Regions from separate parts of the Homo sapiens genome. Here region 1 is linked to region 2. The links are chromatin loops, found by intact Hi-C in ENCODE. Cell type or tissue: GM12878. All regions are shown on one strand. Region 1 overlaps DSE (dermatan sulfate epimerase). Region 2 has its middle 7.7 kb from the start of TSPYL1.

Region 1 (4,000 bases), 120 kb before region 2:
AGGAACCTTTTTTCTTTTTCAACTTGAGAAGCAGCAGCACGACTCACTCAAGCTGATGCCCTCCTCCCAGAGTGCAGCCTGCACAATGTTTCTTTGGCTTCAGCTCCAGAAAGTGATTTGAGGACACCCACGTGGCTGCAGTGCTGTATCAGCACCTCGATTTCTCATTCTTCCAGCTATTCTTCATTTATTTATTGTAGCAGGATAATTTGAACTAAATACGATCTCCTTTGGACTTTCTGCATTTTTCTATCATCAACAGAAAGGATATATATTGTACCTGAAAGCATATTTCATATTGGATATATTTTTTTATGACTGAGACACACACACGCACAACACACACACACATACACACACCCATTCTTAAGTTACAGTGTACCACTGGCAAACAGGAAGCAGCTAAAAATAAAGCTTGAGAGATATAAATTGGATATCTCCTCTTGGGCCCACAGGCACTTCAATTCTGTATATCCAAATCCAAACCTTTATTATTTATAGCATTCCTCAATAGCTCCAAGTATTAGAAGCCCACTGAGAGATCCCACCATCCCATAAAGAAAATTCTTTGTCTCCTTTGGCCCTCAAATACAACTGTCAAGTCTTATGAATGCTAATTATTTATTACTGGAACTTGTCAATTATTTCCTATTCTAGGTTTTCATTTAGATAAACACCAAAGGCCTACTTGACTTCCTGGTTTGACATTGGCAATCTACTCCCACAACAAGATTCTTCTTCTTCTTTTTTTTTTTTTTTTTTTTTTTTTTTTTTTTTGAGACAGAGTCTCGCTCTGTCGCCCAGGCTGGAGTGCAGTGGAGCGATCTTGGCTCACTGTAAGCTCTGCCTCCTGGGTTCACGCCATTCTCCTGCCTCAGCCTCCCCAGTAGCTGGGACTACAGGCGTGTGTCACCACACCCAGCTAATTTTTTTGTATTTTTAGTAGAGACAGGGTTTCACCGTGTTAGCCATGATGGTCTCGATCTCCTGACCTTGTGATCCGCCTGCCTCTGCCTACCAAAGTGCTGAGATTACAGGCGTGAGCCACCACGCTCGGCCTGTAGATTTTTTTTGAAGCCTTAAAAGACATTTAAAAAATGAGCAAGATTAAATGATAATGCCTAGAGATGCACATTTGGATGAACTATAAGGGAACACAAGGACATGACGCCTGTAGGCACTGGGGCATCAGGGTAGTCTTTGTGGGAAGGGAGGGAACTGGGACTGGGATGTGGCCCATGAAGGGGCTTCAGGGAGTGACTGGCAAAGTCCTATTTCTTGACCTGTGTTGTACTTACCAGGGTGTTTGCGTCAAAATACTTTATCAGCTACACATTTATTCATATAATATTCTACTTTTATTTTTCAATGAAAAGGTTAACGTACATACATAAATCTGATCATGTCACTGCCCTGTTACACCTTTCAGTGGCTTCACAGTACTTGTAAAAAAAAGTCCAAGCTCCTTTATATAGTAGACAAGGCCTGGCAGCATCTGGCTCTCTACCCAAAGCCTCAACACTTGCTAGTTTCCTCCCTACACTAAATTTTCAGTTCCTCAAAAGCACTCTGCTTTCTTTTATCTCCAGGCCTTTGTACAGCAGCTACTTGTGCTTGAACAGTCAAGCACGGCTCCTTTTTCCCCTTCACGTGGCTGGTTCCTATCTGTCCTTCAGGACTCAGCAGGAAAGCCTTCCCTGACACTCCAATGTTGGGCAAAGTATTCCTAGATCTTCCCATTACACACTGTAGTTTCCCAGTCACAGCACTTATCCCACTACTAGTATTAATATGCTAATAGTATTAGTATTTATATCTTCCATAGACCAACAACTCCAGGCAAAAGAGATACATAACACGTCTTGAAATTTTTGTATCTCCAATGCCTAATAAAATACCCAGAACAGAGCAAGTATACAATAAACTTATATTGGCCGGGCGTGTTGGCTCACGCCTGTAATCCCAGCACTTTGGGAGGCCAAGGTGGGCGGATCATGAGGTCAGGAGATCGAGACCATCCTGGCTAACATGGTGAAACCCCGTCTCTACTAAAAAAATACAAAAAATTAGCCAGGCGTGGTGGTGGGCACCTGTAGTCCGAGCCTACTCGGGAGGCTGAGGCAGGAGAATGGCATGAACCCAGGAGGCGGAGCTTGCAGTGAGCCAAGATCACACCACTGCACTCCAGCCTGGGCGACAGAGCGAGACTCTGTCTCCAAAAAACAAAAAAACAAAAAAACAAATACAGTAAACTTATATAAAGTGAATATGTGCATACATTTATCGATAAATGAAAATTGCCTTTGGCATCAATTTATAAGAACACAAAATATAAGTGAAGTAATAAAGATAACAATAATAGTTAACACATTATGCTATGTACTGTTTCATTAACTAATCCTTCATAGTATGAAGTATATATCATATATATCCCCAAATTACAAATGAGGAAACTGAGCCACAGAGAAGTCAAGTAACATTCTCAAGGTCACACAGCTCATAAATGTAATTGGAACACTGGCAGACTGGCTCCACAGTCCTTGCTCTTAATTCCAACAAACTATCGCCTCCCCTTGCTTAACAGCACCGCCATTCATTTCAAAGACTGAAGCAGGTGGCTTTAAAGTGAATAAAAACAAAACTCTGTTGTAGTTACCTGATAAGGAGCACACATGGACATTACATGCATGTAAGAAGATGAACACCAAAATTCAAGGGATCAGGGAGGAGAGAAGGCCAGGTGCAGGAGGAATACTTCAAAGACCAGGTAATCTGAGATTCTCTGCTGAGCTATGCACCAAGATGTCAAATCCTGACATTCTTCCTACTGGCCTCCAAGTACGTCAAAGGTACAGTGTCTCTGTGATTACAGGCTGACAGACAAACGGCTGATGACAGGCACGTCTTCAGAGTGAAAGTGAGACCAGATAAGTAGGAGCAGCCACAGTACGCAGGGCACCAAATCAGTTTCAAAGTTGTATACAGATCCAGGACTTCTGCTCTCAGTAAGCTTAGACTCTCAATAAAAATAAGACAGATTATTCATTCATTCATCCATCCATTCATTCAATATAATTAATTAGTGTCTTTGTGGCAGGTATACCATATGTGGCTCTTGGAACCCCGAAAAATGCTGGGGCTACCCTCAATAAGCTTATGTGCCAGTAGAGGAGACAAATAAACCAAGAATTGCAGTGCAGGCAAAACAACCTATAACAGTTTTGCATGGGTTCCTTGGAACATATGAATCACACTGGAGGGTGGGTATAGAAGATGGAATCTGGAAATTTTCTAGAAAGAAGTTTCTTTGGAGCCGAATCTAGAAGATGTACACTCCTGGTCAGAAAACCAGGCAACCCAGTTATGACTGCAAACCAATGAATTAAATAAAAAGTAACTATAGGAATTGGGTTGGATGAGGGGCTAGAGAACATGTAATGGTGGAAGAAGTTAAGGTGGATCATACAGTCTGGATAGGGTTGGAGAGAAAGGTGGAAGACAAGGTATAAATCAGTCTGTAGGCAGAAAGGCCAGCTCAGGGCTGATCTGCAAACTCATTACTGCCCAAACTGAAGGCAGAGTTGAAAATACCAGTGCCACATGGTCCAACTGGACCACTGGGAAGACCACACATAAATACCTATCAGTGAAAAGCTTTAAAACAATAAAAATCACAAAATTCTAGAAAAAAATGTAAAAAATCTCTAAGCTCTGGATGGGTGAAAATAGATTGATCTTTTTTATTTATCAAAGGTACTTTTTCCTGAAGAGCTCACTTACATTCAAAAATGACAGAATCACCAATAGCAAAATGCATTCGTAGAGTGGCAAGAGTGAAGAACAGAGCAAGGGGAGGGAAGAGAAAAATGACTATGGGTAAATAATGAGCATAGTAGCAGCAGTGAAGCCACAGAACAAGAAGAAGTGGAAGACAGTGAATTTGTAAGAATGAGCAGATATGGCCAAGAGGTCCTAAAAGTTATAGTAATAACTATACACC
Region 2 (4,000 bases):
CTTTACTTTTTATTATTTTTATTTTTTTTATCATGAAGGTCTAGTTGTTCTGAAAAGGTTCTTTGACCCTAGGACTATATTTCCATTTAAAAAAGAAATTTCTGATATTTTTGTATGATACATGAGCTCTGGAGTTTTAAATGAATGGCAACTAACAAAATGTTTAAAGGGTTTTAGCTGCAGATCTAAATACTACCTAAAAAATACACAGAAATATTTCCTTTGCATGAAATTGCTTAATCTTAGGATATTGAGATGCTTTCACATATAACAGTCATGTTTATTAAATGGCTTGACTGTGAATTTTTGGTATAGTAACAAACAAATCACTATGATTCATAGTGACTTTAAAAAATCTATGCAAGTATTTTCATTGTTTCATGTACATTATTTTTAAATTTTCTTTTAAATTATTATACCTTACCATTTTACCTTACTAAAAATACAGTAGGGGTTTGTCCCACCAAGTACACATTTTATTGGTTATTTAAATAACTAATTTAATTACACATATTTTTCAACTAACACTTCCTGAATTTGACCCATTTAGCTTCATTCCTCTCTCTGAAGGGTAATGGCTCAGATTTTTGTAACTTATTTTAAATATGTAAGTTTTATAGTGAAGCAACATAATATTTGGATTATCCTTTTTATGTTATGTGAGCCAGTGGATAAGTACTTCTACTTATATACTCCCAATTATAAACACACAAAATTTTTGCTCAAAAATGCTGCTAGTATGAATTTCAAAAGGTGTTTTTTTCCCTTAAGACTCTTATAAAATGTGTGCCTGCTACCTCTGTGGTATGGCATTTTAGTTCCAGCAACTACACCTTTTTCCACCACTTGAAGATGCTGTATGTCTAGAATAATGTTGTCCAACAAACTTCTTGCCATGATGAAATGTTGCATGAGATCCAATATAGCAGCCACTAGTCAGATGTTGCTAATAAGTACTTGAAATGTAATTAGTGTGACTGATGAACTGAATTTTTTACTTTACTTCATTTTAATTAATTTAAATCAAAATAGACACATATGGCTAGTGCCTATAGTATTGGACAGTGCAGGTCTTGAATGCATGTTGAAATAGCTGGAGCAGTGGACAAGTATGGTTACTATGTCCTCACGCCCCACTTCTTTCTCAAGCTATTCAATGCTCACCCATAGCAGAATATAAGTCAAGGCTCATTTCTTCCACTGACCACTCTAATCCACAGGGATTATATTCTTCTCTGAAATTCTATATAGTTAGCTGTGTACAGGAAATTGAAAATTTAGTGCCAGATTATACCTTGCACAATAGTCTAACTTTAATATGCCTAAGTTTTAGCATAATACAAATAATATTACCATCTTCTATTCATTGAAAGCTTATAGTACACTTTATATATATCTTATTTCATTTTCATAATAGGCTTGTGAAATATGTATTATAATCTCCATTTTACCTATGAGGAAATTGTGGCTCAGAAAGATGACTAGCTCCAGTCAAACAGCTAGTGAGTAGGAGAGCTGTAACTTGAAATCAGATTCATGACTGCGTAGGGACTTTGTAGGCAGGCTCCTATGAGATACGTAAACAATTTGAGTATTGGAGCCATCATAATAAACCTAAACTTGTCTGAGAAAAATACATTGTAACAATTACAGCTTAGTGGGAATAAAAGTTTGTGATTCAATTTAAATAAAAAAGTATTTAATTTATAGTGAAAGACCATCCCATAGTTCTTCCATCAGAGACTAGATACATCACTTTCTTAAAGACCAGTTGCTCCCTCTAGTGAGCATCAATAGGAATGACATGCCTAGCAGTATTTAAAAGTGACAATCTCAGCAGGAGCTGCACCTTCCTTAAGGATGTCTTGGAAGTTTGTAGATGTGAATTTTAGTAATTACAAAAAATGAGAGTTGCTACTTTTATTAGGTGGTGTCATGGATGCTAGATATCATACTATCCAAGGGAAGTCTCCCTCAACAAAAAATGCTCTCCTTCCCAGAGGGAAAACCTATTTATATTTATCTGAGCCTCGAATTTAACATTTTACATATAAACACTAAACATGTTTACACTGATTTAATGTGCAATAAACTTTCCAGGAAGGAAATTATGGTATTTCATCTAATTTGAGACATCAATTGTAAAACAAAGTATTATTTAAGTATCACCAAGAAAGGAAGACAAGGAGAAAAAACACTGCCAATTAAACTATGACATGATGCATTCTTATACATAATTATTTTATGTTTTTAAAAAGAACTCTTTTAGGCTTTAGACAGAAATAAAATATCATACTTGGAAATAAATGAAAGGAAAGGGAAAAGCAAAATAAATTGTTAAGGTATTCATAAAACTTCATATTCACAAAATTTACTGAAAGTTTGGCTCAGAGGTGTCAATATCCATATTTTTTTCCAAGCAATACTATCCTCTCTGCTATCAAGTGTTTTGATGATGCAATATTTCCTAGAACAGTGCTCAACTCTTCTGTCTAGAAGAGTTTTAATTCAAGCCAGGCATAAATTATTGTAAGTTTTGATGTCAGTACTTTTTTGAGTCTTTCAAAGAGATTAATGGAAAGTTTTAAGGCAACAAACAGCACATATTCTTTCTTCAGATGATCTTTAGTTTGTCCAGAAATTGGTAACAATAACCGGATACACACATGCTCAGGCAGTGATGATGGTAATGATGCAATGACTGACACATGGCTGACAGTGCTTGTAAGACACATCCTGATTTAAGAAATGTGAAATGTATTTCCTATAATGGAAGAAATACAGTAACATGTACCAAGGGGAGCTTTTCCTTTTTCTTTTATAGAACTTAACAAAGATTGGGTCACCATTTCAGAAAACCTCATCACCATGGTATTTGAATCACAGGTAAAACATACCCATATCAGTCTCCATCCATGGTGATTATATCAACAAGTATAACTTTCTAATCACTTTGCTATTTCTTACAGTGTAGGCAATGTTAATGTCCTTACATATCAAAATAGACAATATTATAAATTACTTTTATTTCTCTTTTATGATGTGATTATATTGATGTTTTTCTATTTACCTGTGTAGGCAGGTTATATTATCTATAAATTTCATTTAAGGAAAGTAAAGACTCTTTTAGAAGATATCTGTTATAAAAAGATGGCATTCAGTCTGATAGAGTTGAGAAAATACTGAATTTGGGGATCATCAATAACTGCTTCTCCTCTGAAAAGAAAGAAAATAATTGGGTACTTTCCTTACAAATATTATATTAATATGCTTGTGGATAGGGGAAAGAGGGAAGAGAGAAGAAAATTGTGTATCAAGTTAACATCAATGATGGTTACACATTTTAAGAAAGTGAGTTCACCTTCCATTCACAATTGCTTCAAAGAGAATAAAATACCTAGGAATCCAGCTTACAAGGGATGTGAAGGACCTCTTCAAGGAGAACTACAAACCACTGCTCAACGAAATAAAAGAGGACACAAACAAATGGAAGAACATTCCATGCTCATGGATAGAAAGAATCAATATCCTGAAAATGGCCATACTGCCCAAGGTAATTTATAGATTCAATGCTATCCCCATCAAGCTACCAATGACTTTCTTCACAGAATTGGATAAAACTCCTCTAAAGTTCATATGGAACCAAAAAAGAGCCCGCATTGCCAAGACAATCCTAAGCAAAAAGAACAAAGCTGGAGGCATCACACTACCTGACTTCAAACTATACTACAAGGCTACAGTAACCAAAACAGCATGGTACTGGTACCAAAACAGAGATATAGACCAATGGAACAGAACAGAGCCCTCAGAAATAATACCACACATCTACAACCATCTGATCTTTGACAAAGCTGAGAAAAACAAGAAATGGGAAAAGGATTCCCTATTGAATAACTGGTGTTGGGAAAACTGGCTAGCCATATGTAGAAAGCTGAAATTGGATCCCTTCCTTACACCGCATACAAAAATTAATTCAAGATGGATTAAAGACTTAAATGTT

The links. A loop is a pair of places that touch in the nucleus more often than their neighbours do. Peaks named below come from ENCODE experiments on the same cell type or tissue, not always from the same donor. Only the 100,000 strongest peaks of a DNase experiment are listed, where the experiment ranks them.
Region 1: it touches region 2 in a loop (2.9-fold over the local background); 11 of 110 quality-filtered maps call a loop at or near these places.

What each region holds. Positions count from the first base shown.
Region 1 is chr6:116,407,511-116,411,510 of GRCh38, reverse strand. The region is part of intron 2 of DSE (dermatan sulfate epimerase); the gene reads right to left. Among named protein-coding and RNA genes, the nearest start is that of DSE, 39 kb to the right of the region's middle. In GM12878, no CTCF peak of the experiment used is centred here; DNase peaks (open chromatin) are centred at 1,540 and 2,880; H3K4me3 peaks cover 1,830 bases; H3K27ac peaks cover 3,926 bases.
Region 2 is chr6:116,285,658-116,289,657 of GRCh38, reverse strand. It overlaps a transcript of DSE not described here. Among named protein-coding and RNA genes, the nearest start is that of TSPYL1, 7.7 kb to the right of the region's middle. In GM12878, a CTCF peak has its summit at 1,794 (motif pointing left); a DNase peak (open chromatin) is centred at 1,807.